2 separate regions of the Homo sapiens genome follow, and region 1 is linked to region 2. A link is a loop called in an ENCODE intact Hi-C map of the cell type or tissue named here. Cell type or tissue: mammary epithelial cell. All regions are shown on one strand. Each heading gives the region's core, and the rest is flanking DNA. Links, peaks and the distances in the headings are about the cores only. Region 1 has its middle 540 kb from the start of SATB2. Region 2 has its middle 200 kb from the start of SATB2.

Evidence for each region. Peaks named below come from ENCODE experiments on the same cell type or tissue, not always from the same donor. Only the 100,000 strongest peaks of a DNase experiment are listed, where the experiment ranks them.
Region 1: a loop joins it to region 2, with 3 times the contacts of the local background. A loop is called at or near these places in 1 of 110 quality-filtered maps.

What each region holds. Positions count from the first base shown.
Region 1 is chr2:198,913,629-198,921,975 of GRCh38, forward strand. No RefSeq gene overlaps it. Among named protein-coding and RNA genes, the nearest start is that of SATB2, 540 kb to the right of the region's middle. In mammary epithelial cell, for the core only: no CTCF peak of the experiment used is centred there; a DNase peak (open chromatin) is centred at 4,883; H3K27ac peaks cover 359 bases.
Region 2 is chr2:199,253,465-199,261,811 of GRCh38, forward strand. No RefSeq gene overlaps it. Among named protein-coding and RNA genes, the nearest start is that of SATB2, 200 kb to the right of the region's middle. In mammary epithelial cell, for the core only: CTCF peaks have their summits at 5,019 (motif pointing left) and 7,916; a DNase peak (open chromatin) is centred at 7,957.

The DNA of each region.
Region 1 (8,347 bases), core at 286-8,285, 340 kb before region 2:
CACCAGTAACTGTAGGTAGAAAAATGCAGCTGACACTCACAGCCTGAAGTGATGACATTTATAAGACCCTAGTCAGCAATGATGGGGTTATAGACTTAATAAGTTCAACAGGGAGATGACAGTGGGTGATGGGGAGGAAGGGAGGGATAATAGATGAATTGGTGACAAAGAGAAAAGGCTTCAGAAAGAAAATCATAAAAAGAGGAACTGAGAGGCCAATATGAGGCAATTGTCAAAAGCCTGGGGAGAATTGTTGACAAATCATAGTCTGTGTTTCTTCAAGTGTGATTCAGGCTCCCTGGGGGTTCCCAAGACACTTTCAGGAAGTCTGTAAGGGCAAAGCTATTTTTATAGTAACATTAAGATGTCATTTGGTTTTTGTTTTTTTTTCACTCTTATTCTCTCTCAGGTATGTAGACTCATTGGTAAGGTTTCAGATTCTATATTGCAACTAACCTTTAGGAAACTTGTTGAGTTTTGGTGTAGTATCAAAGCAGTATATCCAGTTATCTGAGTGGTCTAAGTTATTGTTAATCCATTCAAGGTGCTATAATAGAATACCGTGGCTGGGTAGCTTATAAACAATAGAATTTATTTGTCACAGTTTTGGAGGCTGGGGAGTAGAAGATCAAGGTGGCGCAGACTTGGTGTCTGGTGAAAGCCCTCTTCTGGAAGCTGTGTTCTCACATGGTGGAAAGGGGTGAAGGAGGCCTCTGGGGTCTCTTTTATAGGAGAACTAATACCACATAGGGGAACTAATTATCTACCAAAAGACTTAGCTCCTAATACCATCATACTGGGGGTAAGGCTTTCAACATACACTTGTACATCTCAAATATGAGGATCTGAAATTGAAAATGCTCCAAAATCTGAGATTTTTGAGTGTTAACATAATGCTCAAAGGAAATGCTCATTGGAGCATTTCAGATTTCATATTTTCAGATTTGGGACGCTCAACCAGTAAGTATAGTACAAATATTCCAAAATAAAAAGAAAACCTGAAATCTGAAACAATTCTGGGTCCAAGTGTTTTGGATAAGGGATGTTCAACCTGTATAAATTCTGAGGAGACACACTCAGTCTACTGAACTTACTAAAACACACCTCCCTATTCTAACTACATAACTTTGTGAGTCTAGATTTTTCTCTCTTTAACAACCAAAATAACATTTTAACAAATTGAATATAGGAGCAGATATGAGGTTCTAGTTGTCTCCTCTTAAGTCAGACATTAAAGGGATTTACAAAAATGTAAAATAATGACTTTCTTATTAGTAAATTTTTATTTGGAATACAGTTGTTTTTCATTAAAAATGTTATCTATGTTAATATATAATAGAATTATTATTTTAAAATAAATACATATTTTAAATATTTCTCAGTTTTAATCTACTGTAATAAATATTGAGAGGTATGAGTCACATAAACAAAATCTCTTAAGGGTCCTCAATAATTTCTTAAGAGTTTTAAGGGACCCTAAGTTTGAGAACTGCTTATTTAGACAATTTGCTTCCAACTTTGTTCAATATGAGAAAGTTAGGAAGCTAGAAAGTATATAATCTTTGGAGCAATTGCTCAGTCTCTTTCATTAAAAATCTGCTTAAACCATGTGACAGATTGCATTGTCCCAAAATGGCCACATCAATAATTTTGGTCCCACAAAATTCTCAGAGTTTGAATATTCCTCCAAGTAAGAGGTACTTTCTAGTTCCCTCACCTAATTTGGGCCACGCTTAGTGGCTCATTTGCAATTTGTGTACTGTAGCAGAGGCAGTGCTGTATGCCTTCCAAGGGTGAGTCTAAAAATAATACAAATTAAACCCAGCTCTCTATCAGGACATGTGTTTTGAGAGATTAGAGTCCACAGTTAAGAAGCCCAGGTACTCCAAAGATGCCATCCTGGAGAGATTATTTTGAGGTGATCACATAAAGGTAGAGAGAGTTGCCTGTGGCTCCCTACCTATTCCATATTCCAACTGCTACAGTCCTCTCAGCATCAACCTCCAGACACAAGAGTAACTAAACTTCAGATGATCCAAACCATCATCCTTTAAGCCACCTCAACTGACCCAAGATTAAGCAGAGAGGAGCTATCCCCAACAAGTCTTACCCAAATTGTGGATTGATGAGCAGAATAAATATTGCCATTGTTTCAAAACACTAATGTTTGGAGTTATTCATTACACAGCAATAGTAACTGGAGCAAATACTCTCTTCAGGGCATTAGGATTTGTCTCAGGAAAAGGTGGAGTATATTATACCCACAACAGATAGTGAATGGGTATTCACTTATCCTGTGATCATCCTCATTAAAGACCATGGAAAGAAAATAACTTCATCCCAGAGACAACTACACAGAGGAAGAAACAATGAAGTCTAGTCCTCACCTTCCCCATCTCAAGAAGATCACTAGAAGTTTACCATACAAAACAAAAGAAGGAACACGTCAAATTCAGTTACAGAACCAATGAAGATTATCTGATGGAAGAAAAGGAGAAAAGAGAAAGGTAAACTAGTACAAAGATTAATTATTTTAATAAACAGTATACAAGTTATACATATATTACTTTATATTTTGTATTAATTATATTATATAATAATTAATTATATTATATTAATAGCCAACTATACAGGGAAGATATTATTCCTCTTTTGCAGGTAAGAGAACATGTGATACTCAGGGCTGTTAGGCAATTTGCCTGAAGTCGCACAGCTACAGCTCATACTCAGGTCTGTCAGATTCCAAGCCTTACAGGAAGCTGTTTTCTTCCATCTGGAACTCTGGATTTTTCTGCTACATTAAAATAAATGCATCTCTCTCTTTCAAACATAATAATAATTCTGCAAGTGTTCATGCTCTAAGCTAAGATATGGGAATAGAAAATATAACAAACTTTAAAGGTAACATTTCTGCTTCTCTCTCGGGAGAAAACTGTCTTTGTGGTACCATATGAAGCCCTGGCTAACGGCAGGTGTCATTAGGGACAGGATGGAATGAGGAGGACGTTAACAATTTACTATAAATGATTTTTCAATTGAAGAAAAACAGGAAATATGCCAGAAGGCTGTGGATCAGAGGTCAACACCTGCTCCTCCCTGTGCGTGTCCACAGACTCTGACATCTCATCTGCTGGGAAATCAGAAGTACCAAGCTGCCAGCCAAGCCAGGGAGCACTAGAGCCTTTCTGCCAGTGTCTGCCAGGTCTTAGCCTCCCTAATGCCACTCAGTGGTATCATGCTCCTTGAAACGACTCACATACCTCCTTGCTTTGTGGCAAAATGAAGGCCAAGTGCAACTTTATCCGGGAAGCAGATGCCTTGATGTTTCTGGTACTTGTCATAAGTGACATATGTATTACTTCATTTGCAAATGAGCACTCACAGGAGTCTTTGGGAATGGAGGAGAGGAGTGTCCTTTGGTAAAATGCTTCAATATTCAGCAAATTTTGAGTACTTACTGTGTCTAGGAGCTGTTATTTATTGATGAGAATTGGCTTAGGATTCTACTTTCTAGTGGATGATTTTTTTTAATCCAAATTTCTAGATGAACAACAAGCATTCTAATTGTCTCCATAAGCCTGCAATAGAGAATTCTCTCATCCTACATTCATTATTAAGAAATCCTTCCTGCTTCCATAAACTCAAGGACTTACGTCCTGTACCACTCTTCCTAAATAGAAATTAAAACCTAAGGCCATGAACTTGAAGACATATATCTGGTTTCTATACTGCTGTGAATTTTTTGAGCCTCAATCCCTCTCTAACTTTGAGGAAGCTCTATTTCTCATTACAATGGATTTCTCCATCTTGATCTTGAGCTTAATTTATTTTTAATTTTTTTAATCATGTAATATTTAATTATTATTTAAATCATTTTATTAATCATTTTTAAAGGGACATTAGCTCAGGCTGCTCCAAGGAGGAGGATATATGAAAACACGCTGTACCTTTCATTTTTTTACAACTTTACAGTAAATCTAAAATTAGTTTTTCAAAATTAAAAGTTAAAAACATTCAAATTGCCATTCTTCTGGATTTTACAGTCTATAAGAAAAGATCATAGGCTTTGGGATTAAGCAATCTCAAACCTGATTCCATCTGTTATTAGTTATGTGACTTAAGGCAAGTCACTTAACTTTGTTGAGCCCCATTTTTTTTTGTTGAATAGACAACCTAGCACATGGGTCTATCACAAGTTAAAAGTAGGCAAGATGTAATAAAATAGAGTTCATTTATCATTTCCTCCATCTCTGTACTTTATTCAAAAAAGTTGATAAATTAAAAATTACTGCTAAATTTGCATATTCTCTTATTAATAGTTGTTTACTGAGCTTAGAAATATGCATTATCTGACTGGGTAGTCTAAAGCAATCAAGCACGATTAAAGAAAGGGTTGTTCAGCTGGTTATCAGATAATTCTGAAGCCAGGTGTTGCACATGATCCTTACTTGGAGCCATCTGATCCATTGCCACATAGTTCATTGTCAAGCCAATTTCACCAGCTTGACATATATATGCTGTTAATCATAAAGAAGATCAAGTGAAAGAAAGTAGTGATTGCCATCATTAATGGAATAAAACCAGCACTAAAGTCAGGGCACATAGTAAATTTTTAACAATCTTGTTTGAGATTTCAACTGTTGGATGATCAGATCTTGAGACTGTTTAACACTTGGCGTATCTGTGAGTTTATTGTTCATTTGCTCAGTGTTTTCCATGATGGTATGGAGCTAGATAGGCTTGAAATTGAGGGTAAAAAGAATCAGTTCAGGAAATAAAGTAAATGACTCAAATTTCACTTTATGATCTAAGACTGGTTCTCCAACTTCATCGTGCATCAGAATTAACTAGAGAGCTTGTTAAAACATGTTGCTGGGGCCTATCCCCAGAGCTTTCAATTCAGTAGGTAGAGTAAGGCTTAAAATATGCATTTCCAACAAGTTCCCAGGTGATGCTGATGTTGCTGGTCTGAAGATCACACTTTGAGAAGCACTAATCTAAGAGACTAGGTCATGGGAACAAAAGCATTACAGGAAATCATAAGTTAATGTCAAATACTGACCCAGTGCTCAATTAAGGATGCAAGAAGTCAGGACAACAAATGCGAGGCTGGACAGGAGGGACTGTTACCAGGGCCATCACACAACTATGAGCATGCTGATTCCTCTTAGGAAAATTCTCAGAGGGGCTACAGAGGATTGGGTTCTGATTACACAGAGGTAACCCTACCAGGCTATTTAAATGCATAGGCCAGCACATTAAATTTTACTTATTTTTTGTGAAAGCAGGACACAATTCCTTTTGTACTTGTTAAGGCATTACAGAAAAAAATATTTTGAAATATATTCATTTCTGTTGCTGCTGTAATAAATTATCGTAAGAATGACTTAATACAAAGTATTATAGTTCTATAGGTCAAATATCTGATACAAGTCTCACTGGGCTATATAAAATCAAGATGTTAGCAGGGCTGCATGCTGATCTTGAGGCTTTCAGAAAGAATCTGTTTCCTTGCCTTTTCCAGCTTCTAGAGGCCACCCACATTATTTTGCTCCTGGCCCCCTTTCTCCATTTTGAAAGCTGTCGATGTCACATCTCTCTGACTCTTCTTTTGTCACCACATATCTTCCTAACTAGAATGGGAGGTCCTCTACTTTTATGGTGTAGTGTGATTAGATTGGGCCCACCTACATATTCCAGGATAATCTCTCAATCTCAAAATCCATACCCTTATTCACATCTGCAAAGTCCCTTTTGCCATGTCAGGTGACATATTCACAGGTTCTGGGGAATGGAACATGAATGTCTTAGAGGGTCATTATTCTGCCCACCACACATAATAACCAATGTCATTTGTTTTTACTATGGAGAAGCCGAAATTTTTTGTACTGCTACAAAAAAATCTATTTTAAAAAAAACAAACATCAACGACAGCAAAAACAACCCAATGGTGCAGAGTTCTGCTTCTGGCATGACGGCATGAGGAATTCTATGGACACATTCCCATGCAAAACTGGTGAAAATTATAAAAGGACAAAACTTAAAGTCTCTTGAAATGGTCCTGGGTCATGGAGGAAGTGAAAAAACATTTACTCAAGAAAATCTATTATAGCTTTTAAAGGTAAGAGTATGTAGTCTTTGAACAAGGTTCCACTCCATCTCTCCTATCTTTTAGCTCAACCAGATAGAAAATCCACTCCAGACAGGTGCAGCCAAAAGCACAGGTTCTCTCTCCCTACATCTCCCAGTCAGAGGACTATTTTCCTAAGCAAGAAAGGTCATTGTCATTGTTCTGGCATATAGGATGGTGTACCTATACCAAGAGAGGATACTTAAAAAGATTTCAGGCTATTGCCCCACACTCCACTGAGTATGCAGCGCCTAAAGAGGAGATATCACTTGGAAAGAAAGGTGTCTTTGCTTCTACTTCTAGCTCCAGAGCTCTGGCTGGGAGATTTGGAGTGGGGATAGAAACAGGCCTTAAGGCAGACAGCTCCTAATCTCTTCCCAGAGAAACTGACTTCATTTGAAATGGAATATGTGGAAGTTTAAGCCTTAGTGTGCTCTCAAAAACTGTGGAGATTCTCAACTCAATGAAATGGAAACTTCACTCCAGACTGACGCAGCCAAGAATATGGCTTTCTTTCCCTTCAGGTACCAGCCAGTGGTCTATCATCCTTACAGGATTTCAGCGTTTCTCATCCTGCCCTCAGCTACCTGCTGCTGAGGCTAAGTTCCAGGCAAGTACGACTGAGAGATAGGGGTGCCCTTTTTCTGCCAAGCCCCCACTGATGGTATCAAGGCTTTATCTTGGACACAGTGCCACTGAGAATACCAGGGACCTGGCCCATAAGGCAGTAATTTCACACCAGAAGAGGCAAGCCAAGAAGAACTGAGGCTACTGCCTACTCTGTCACTGAACCTCAGTTCCTAAAGTAGGGATGCCACTCAAAGAGAATTATACCCTATCTCCAACCCCAACTCCAGATCCACAGCTCAGAAATTTTGCTTGGGAATAGGGGAGGGAGTTGATAACCTGAGAAAAAGAAAGCTGGGAGGAGCCTGCCAGGGGTCAGACATAAACAAATCTCTAACACTGACCTATGCAACTACTCCTTCTAGGCAGCCCAATTTGATTAGATTAGTATGTGGACCAATTTAGGCCCCAGGCTACTGTTGGAAAAAATACATCAATCATCTGGCAATTGAATAGAGGTTAACAGCTGCATGTAGTTAGTTAGAGAATCAATCAAAGAGAGACCTGCCAAAACCACCATCATCCTAGAGTGTGATGGTCATACCTTTGCCACATCCTGCTGAGGAGCAACACCAGAGGCTTAACACTGCTAGGAAAATAAATTTTACTAAAATAATCCTGCTAATTACTAAATAGTACAACAAGCAAATGACAAGTCTCAGATGAGAAAGGGGATACTCAGAGTTGCTACAAAATTGTATCTAAAATATACAATTTTAAACAAAAAAATTATGAGATATGCAAATATATATATATATATATATATGATCCATATACTGGAAACATATCAGGCAAAAGAAATTGCCTGTGAGAGCAACCAAATGGCAGACTTAACAAAGACTTCAAAATACCCATTATAAATATGTTCAAAAAACTAAAGGAAGCATAATTAAAGAAGCAAAAGAAATATATAATAAAAATATCCCATTGAATAAATAATGTCAATAAAGAAATAGAAATTATAAAGAAATAATAGAAGTCTGGACTTTAAAAGTACAGGACCTAAAATGAAAAATTCACTAGAGGGTCCCAATAAAAAATTTGAATTGGCAGAAGAAATAATAAACTTGAAAATAGATCAATAGAGAGTACGCAAGCTGAAGAACAGAGAGAAAAAATAATAAAGAAAATTAAACAGAGTCTCAGAGAAATAAGGAAGACCAATAAGCACACCAACATACACATAATGGCAATACCAGAAGGAGAGGAGAAAGTAAAAGGAGCAAAAATAAAGACAGGAAACTTCCCAAATTTATTGAAAAACAACAATCTATACTTCCAGGAAGCTCAATGAACTTTGGGCAGGATAAATGCAAACAGATTCATAAGTAGATTATAGTAAAAATGCTGAAAGCCAAAGACAAGAAGAAAATCTTGAAAGCAGCAAGAAAAAAATGACTTATCAATTACAAGGGAACCCAATAAAATTAACAGCTGACTTTTCAGCTGAAACAATAGAGGCAAGAACACAGTGAGATAACATTCAGAATGCTCAGAAGAAAAACACCTGTCAACTAGACTCCTACATTCAGCAAAGCTATCTTTCAAAAATGAAGGTAAAATGCATTCTTAGATAAACAAAAATGAAGA
Region 2 (8,347 bases), core at 104-8,103:
TGTTCAACCAATGCTGTACTGGTAAATGTTTAACAATCATCTCTCAAAAAAAATGTAGCATTTGCCAATTTCAGCAGTATAAATACCGCCACCATAGCCAATGTTAGGCTGCCAAGATGATACCACCAAACGTGGAGTTGGAAATTTATTTAATTGTAAATTTGTATAATTTAATGTTTAATAGTGGCTGTATTTAGCAATTACCTCACAACATTCCTAAAAATTTAACAATCAGCAAGCTGGTTTGAGTGAGAACTAGCACACTCTTAAAAGGAAGCATGGTGGAAGAATGGAAACAGCATCGTAGCAAGAAAGGCCCCGGATTTTAGCTAAGAGACCATAGGTGACCTACTGAAGTTTTCTGGCTTTAGAGGCAAGAGTAGGCAATCTCTTAAGAACCATCCTCTTCAGGCCAGGCACGGTGGCTCAAGCCTGTAATCCCAGCACTTTGGGAGGCCGAGGCAGGCGGATCACGAGGTCAGGAGATTGAGACCATCCTGGCTAACACAGTGAAACCCCATCTCTACTAAAAATACAAAAAAATTAGCCAGGCGTGGTGGCAGGCACCTGTAGTCCCAGCTACTCAGGAGGCTGACACAGGAGAGTGGCGTGAAGCCGGGAGGCGGAGCTTGCAGTGAGCCGAGATTGCGCCACTGCACTCCAGCCTGGGCGACAGAGAGAGACTCCGTCTCAAAAAAGAAAGAAAGAAAGAAAGAACAATCCTCTTCAAGGATTCTGTGATTTTCACAATCTTCCAATACCACCTCAAATAACTGGATTCTGTTGCCCTTTGCACTTACAGTTTTCTTTCTGCTCAAACACAAATGAAATGAACTAATAATAATTTTTCAATAACAATAACAGGTAACATTTATTGAGGATGTACCAGTGCCAGGAATCTTAACTTATTAAATCTGCACAACTCTATGAGATTGATGCTATGATTATAACCATTTCAACAATGAGTACATGAATGCAGAGAGAAGTTAAATAAATTACTAAAGGTCTCACACCCTGGCCTCTGTGCACTTAATCATGGCACTGTAAATAAATAAACCATAACATTTTCATTATGTAGGGGACATTTTTAGGACTATATAGAGTTATGATTTCTAAAGGAAAATCTGACGAAATAAGAAGTGTGTATCAGGGAGTAGATAAGCCAAAGAAATTTCCTTAATGTTTCCAGGGTAGATTTTTTTTAAGTGGCTCAAATTTTAAAAGTTTTGTGACCATGATTCATGGCCACTTCCTTTGCTATCTAATATCTGCAGTAGTTCCTGACCAAGGAAAGAATTCTTTATTAATTTTGAAAAATACTCCCGTACTATACAATGAGAAGGATAGCAGCATTCAGTAACACAAATTTCCATAAACAAATTAGATATTCCATTACCCCCCAATAAAATCTTATAAGAAACCACCAATTATTGTGAGAATTATCTTCATTTTAACCATCTGGTCCTTCTGAACAGAAAGAGTGTTTGTACATGAGCCTGAGACATAAGACAGAGAACTGTTGTTATCTTGATACATTGCAACATGTGAAAATAATTGCTTTTAGTGTGGCTAATACTCGTATCACACACAATACAACTGTAGGGCAAAATTCTTGTCTGTGTTCCATATAAATAATTTGACTCCAACATTCAACTCTCCTTATATGTACAAGGCTGACTAGACATTCTAAGACTGACTTAATTCTCCATAAAATTTCCCAAACTAACTCAATGATGAAAACCCATACACAAGAAGAATGGGGAGTTAGTGTGACCATTTCCATAACACACATGAACATGTGATTTGACTTTTTTAAAAAGGTAAAGTGTATGTATCCTGTGTGCTGCTTATTCTCTGCCTCTCACAATTATTTCTCACCCTCCACTGCCCTGTTCTGCACCCAGAAGGGTGACTTCTATAATTTTAAGCCCCCAGGCCCCTTTGCACTCTGGCTTCAGGTTGGTTTGGGCCAATAGGAGAAACTGGCAGGAGTTTGAAACATTAAGAAATGGAACAAGGATTTTACATTGCCACCAATATTCTAAGGCCATGGATCCTGCCATGCAGTCCCTCTTACCCTTCCACTCCCTGGCCCTTTCAGGCCCATGGTAACAGCATGTGCCCATCATCCCTCTTGGTTCCCTTAATTTTGACTACACCTCTATAAACAGGGCCTTTGTTAAACTCACTTTGGCTACACACTTATCCTGGGCCTTCTATCCCCTACCAGGACATTCACTGAAACATCATTCTCCAAATAAGTTAAATACAGATATCAAAAATGTTCTAAATGTTATATATTATTTGTTACATATGGTAACTTGTCATATATATATGTGTAGCTATATATTTTCCCCTCTCCATATTCCTTTAAACAGAGAGTAAGTCCTTATTTATTCGATTCAGGTAAAACTGAATTAAAGCAACTTTTCAGGCAACACACCTGTTGCATACATTGAAGTATCCTGGAAATGCAGTTTGCAGTTTAATGCTGAAGAAAATACCTGTTTAAAGATGCATCTTGATCTGTAATCAAGGTTTTGACTATTAAATATTGAAAGCAGGCAGAGTTCAGAAGAAAATACAATCCATTCTATTCCAAGTTATAGGAAGCTGATTACACAGTTTTGCATTAACATGTCAAAGAGTTCTATTTTGTTGCCCTTTCCATCTTACATCTTTGTAGGTTCCTTTCCAGTAAAACACTGACAAAATGAGTTAATAATTATCAATAACAATAATATTAGCTAACATTTATTGAGCCAAATATTGCACAGGGCACATGTATACTAAAAATGATATGTTGTTTATCAGAAATTCAAATTTAGGTGTCCTGCTTTTTAAAATTTTGTTTTGTTTTGTTTTGCTAAATAAGGCAACCCTATACATGTGTGAATGTCTACCAGATTGAGCAACATAGATGTACAACATTTTCATTATTGCAGAAAATTCTATTGGAGAGCTCTGTTTTATCATATCATGAGCTCAGTTTATATTAGTGCTTGGTGTTAATAAAAAAAAATGCCATGTATCATCATCTCACTATCTAAGGAGCAACACATTTTGACAAAAACAGACATTTGTGTAGTTAAAATCCTGAAAAATTACATTTATTTTATTTACTTTGGAGATGAAATAGAGACTGACTTCTGACCACCAGCTTTCAAATGAACACTTTAGGGAACTAGATAGTCATTTTCCCAATAATTAACCCTTTGAGACAGTCTTCCTTTGAATACCCCATAATGACATTCTTTAAAAAAAAGAATTACATTTATTGCAAAATGTAATCTCCATGCAGAAATATGCTTAATATATATTTGTACAGTTTCTAAAATAACCATAAGGCTTGACATTCCTTTGTGATATGTGTTACAGACTGGTTGCTCTCATGGGATCATTCAGAGTTCGTCTCTTGTAATTTTCTAGGTCTGGCCAGAAATATTTTGTTTTTATGTTTAAACACCCCATCAGTCAGCACCTGGTAAATATATAGCTGGAATCCTCAGTAAATTACTTAGAAACTAAAGGAATAGATTGTATTTAAAAAGGTATAAAGAAAATTGACCTCTGTTTCTCTAATAAAAGTGGGAGAGGCAGGACCCTTCCATCCCAATCAGTGTCATTAATTGGTTATTGGAGCAAATGAATGATTCTTTCTACCTGTTCTCCTCCAAGTTTAGGAGGAACTAATCTGGTCAATTAACCTTTGGCATCACGGGTTTGAAGCAATTTGGAAGAGGGCTAGTTTTTTGTGTTTTTTTTTCCCCTGGGCTATTCTTTTGTCCCCTGTCCCCTGTGCTTTAAGAGGAAACTCGATTCAAGACATTTCAACAAATCCAGAAGGAAAAATCCTGATTCCCCTAATGCTTGAGAAGTGAGACTCACAAGCAGGCAACGGGCCTTTATTTCTGGAGGGAGACAGCTGGAGCAAGCTCTCTCTGCGGGGCTAAGAGCATCTTGCTCTTTATTCGGTTTCTCTGATGAGGCCTTTAGTTGGGCATCAGTTTACCCATTGGTAAATGGAGTTGAATAATATATACTTACCACTCCATAGTAAATGAATATTGAAGATCTTTGGCTAAAGAGGGCTATGAATATGTAAAAGCTCTGTGAATACAAATCAAGAATTCATGACTTAGTAAAAGCTCAATATGTTGATAAATCTTGAATTTTTGCAAATGCTGAGATGTTTCACTTTTATTCAGAATATATAATAGTTAGGGATTGAAGTTTAGCCAGAGAGGCTTTATGCAAAGGACACATATGTAACTATGTACAGTAAAAAGCTGTACATCTGGCATGTTGGGGGAGACTGGAGGCACCAATCAGTCAAAAGTTCTGACTAACAATTTTTCATTGCTTCTGGTAGTTCTCTTGTTTCTTGTCTTGGGCTCTGTATTAAAGCCTAGATGTGTTGGGGTGGGGGGTAGTGGGGAGATGGTAATTTTACTCAGGGAAAGCTATGTTTGGCCAAAGTTCACTGAAGCAGCCATGTAGCTCAGCCCTACCCACATGCAAGGCTCCAAGTAGCCACAGAGAGCTCCATGCTCACAAATCATGAGATCCTTAGGTGTGGCATTGTGACATCAGAGGAGCAGATGCTGAAATGGGAGATGTACATGCAAATGAACTTGTGCACAAGTGTGGGCCGAGCCTCTCCTTGCCCGTTCTGCGCTTTGGTACTAATCAGAAAAAAAGGTCACTTCCTCTGGGTAAAAACAGACCCTATACCAGAGCTGCCACTTTTCTCTTTACCTAGATACCCATGCTGTGAACAATCTACATAATCAGATGATGTGGTCCCAAATATGAACTTGGGGAAATCTTTGATTTCTCCAGAAGGATGTATTTGTCTGTGTGAAGAAATTGTATTCAGTTTAATTTTTAATGACTTGCTACTAAAATTCCTATACTCTCCAAATGTAGCTTTCTGGGTAATTTGAGGTTGTCACCTTTTTCTCATTTAGAAGTACAGGATTAATTCAGTAGTTATGAGTAGACATCAGAGATGATGCTGAGCCTCCTACTGGCCAGGGCAAGAAAGGGAAACTCAAGAAATTCAGTTGTTCTCACTATCAGATAAAGAAAGTAGCATACCCAAATTCCACTGGGGAAACAATGATCATCTTTTTTACTTTAAAATCAAAAGGAAATTTCTTGTATGAAATTTCACCTGGGAGCCACTGAGGCATCATAGACAACCATTGCATCAATAGTTTATAGTAAATGTAATGGCAATACATGGCAGCACTTTCCTGCAAAATCCTTTAGAAAAAGCAAAGCCCAATTGAGCTAATTCTGAGAAGGCCGAGCAAATTTGGGGATCTTTTGGTGCCTGACTTAAAGGACAGAACTTCTGGGAAAGTAAATACTCAGCCTAGTCCTCAGACTGGCAGTTTCTAGATGTCATCTGCAGTCAGCTTCTAGGTGGTGACAGAGTTTTTTCTGCTCCCCAGAAAAAGGAGGGGAAAAAAGGGTAAGACATACATATTTCACAGCAAATTGGTTCACTTTCCTCACTTGAATAGGATTATGCTTTATTTTGTTGTATTTTTTTAAAGACAGGGCCTTGCTTGGTCACCCAGGCTGGAGTCCAGTGGCACAATCATAGCTCATGGTAACTTTGAACTCCTGGTCTCAAGCAATCCTCCCAGATTCAGCCTCCCCAAGGTGCTGGGATTCCTTACAGGCATGAACCACCCTGCCCAGCCCAACTATAGTTTATTTTAAGATGATGTCCTTCCAACTTTGGGAGGAGTTAAAAGTGCTTTGTTTGATGTGATAATGGTAGAAAATATGGTAGTTTTATATTTTGTATTGCTTGTTGAGTGTCTTTATTTGCCAGTATGAACTTGACAAGTCCTTATTGGCCCCCAAGCCTGAGGAGTGGCTATTACTGGTCCAAGAAGTCCCAAAATCTGGTAATGACAGCCATGGACTATATTCCCAAAATAGCATTTCACAAAGTAATAGAGGTAAGTGTCATACTTGCAGATGGGACCTTGGCAGGAGTACCCTTATCCTATTAGGGTGCTGAAGATGCCAAGGCCTCCCCAATATTCCCAGTACAGTAAGCTTCCTGAATGCCACCAGAATGGGTCTCAAGGATATCTGCATGAATCAACTTCAGGTGTGCAAGCTTGCAGATATATACTGGTTAAAACCCCATTGTTCTACTATCTGAGTGCAGAGGTTTTCAAAGCAATGTTATGTGTAAACTGTCTGTGATGTAAACAAGTTTCACTTAAGGCTTGACAATCTTTCTGATATTAAACACCCCAACTTGATGCTGGTCCATGGTGGAATTAGTTACAAAATGTATTCTCCCACATAATCTAATGAGTTGGTCTGCCATCTGGAAATATTTAGTAGTGTCCAACTGAATATAGAAGAATGATTGATGGAGGTGATTTACCCTTGATCAAGTTCATACTGAGTCACTCTTACAGTCACTCTTAGTCAAATAAGACTAAGTATTATTTGATGCTACTTCTAGTTTCTCCTGGTAAAAGCAGGCATCAGTACCTCAGAGGACACTTACTTCCCCATCCACGGTGGATCGACATTATTTCACCTTGGATTTTAGAATTTTTTGGTTTACAAATTACCTACCTACTGATATTTTTCTCAAAGGCAAATACCATGACTTCGACGAACAGTCTCATATTTTTAAAAAATGAATGCTTTGTACCAGGAATCATCCTTGGTAATGGGAATACAAAGATATTGCAGGAAAACTATCATTTAATAGGCAGGCACTCTGCTTTATATGGGCACACACACACACACACACACACACACATTGCAAGGGAGGTATTATTTTCCTTTTGTATATATATACATATATAGCTCCAAATTACCGAAAACTAGGAAGTAGAGTAGATCTATTTCTAGATAGATACCAGCCCTTTCTGATTTCAAAGCAACACTATGTTGTTCTAATAAGGCATAGTATCTTTCCTCAAAGAGTTCGAAGTCTAGTGCATTTGGCATACTTTTTGGGCCCTGAGCACCTCTGTCTGTTTTTTCTATGTTTAGAGAATTTCCTACCTATGAGTCCAAGACAGAAGACAGAAACGCACTTTCCCAGCCTTCCTTACATATGACTTAGGCTCCTTCAATCAGGACTTTTATTTGGAAGGGAATGGAAAAAAAAATGCACCATGTGAATTCCATTTCACTAAGGGCAGTGGCAGAGCCATCCGGGTTTCAGAGGCAGCAGGGGCAGAGGTTTTGAGATGGCATTCAGTGCCCAGGAGCGTGGGACCAAGATCTGGTGCTTGTGCTCCGTGCTGCAGCAGCTGTCTCCCCTGGAGTCATCTTAGATATAGATCCTAATGTCTAACCCAGATTTTCTGACTTACCTGGAAATTCTCTGGGCCTTCTAATAACTTTTAGTAAATTTTTTTTTCTGCTTAACTAGTTAAATTTAGTTCTATTGTTGTCAACTAAAGGTCGTGACTTTATTTCCCTCACAATGGCTTCAATATAATAGACATTTCATAAATCTACTTTGTTGGTTGACAAATGAAAAAAATGATTTAACAGAATAAATTAATAGAAGATAAACTTTCTAGGCTCTTATACATCCTTGTCACCCTCTGTTTTTTGAATATATCTCAATTTATCAACATCCTTCCAAAATATGTCATCCAGAACTAAAAACAATGTTGCAATGTGGCCTGATTAGTATTGAAGAGTATAGGGTGATCACCTTTCTTGGTTTAAGCTGTATATCTCTATTCATGCAGTCTGAAATGACATAAGCATAAGCTCTCTTAGTAGCTGTATCACATGATTAAGAAAGAAAGCCTGAGAACTTATAGGATTTAGTAATCAATATTCAGTATGAGCCTAAATATGTGAGGTGGTTACTAGAAGAGTCAATTCAGCTTTAGATGGCGCCAATAACAGGGGAAAAGAGAACTAACCAAAAGCAGAATGGGCTGAGTTCCAAACTCATAAGTTCCTAGTCATGAAAGAACAAAGACTGCATGGCCTCCAGCCAAGGATGCCTGAAAAGGAATTTCTGCTTTGAATAAGAGGATGTGCAGGATAATAAAGCCCATGGTTCTGTGATTCTGTCTTCCAAGACAACACAGAATCACAGACTATGAATTACCTGAATGTGGGGCTTACAAATGTCAGTTGTGGAGGTTCTTGAGGTCAAGGCACTTGTAACTCAAATACCTTGATTATGCATTACAGAAATATTCAGATGAAGTTTATCCCTATAAGGCAATTTAAATATTTAATCCTGGCTGAAGTTGGGAAAATTTCAAAATCCAACAAAGAGAAACTGCTATGAAATGTACCCCATTCATCAAATATTTGTTAAAAGGGA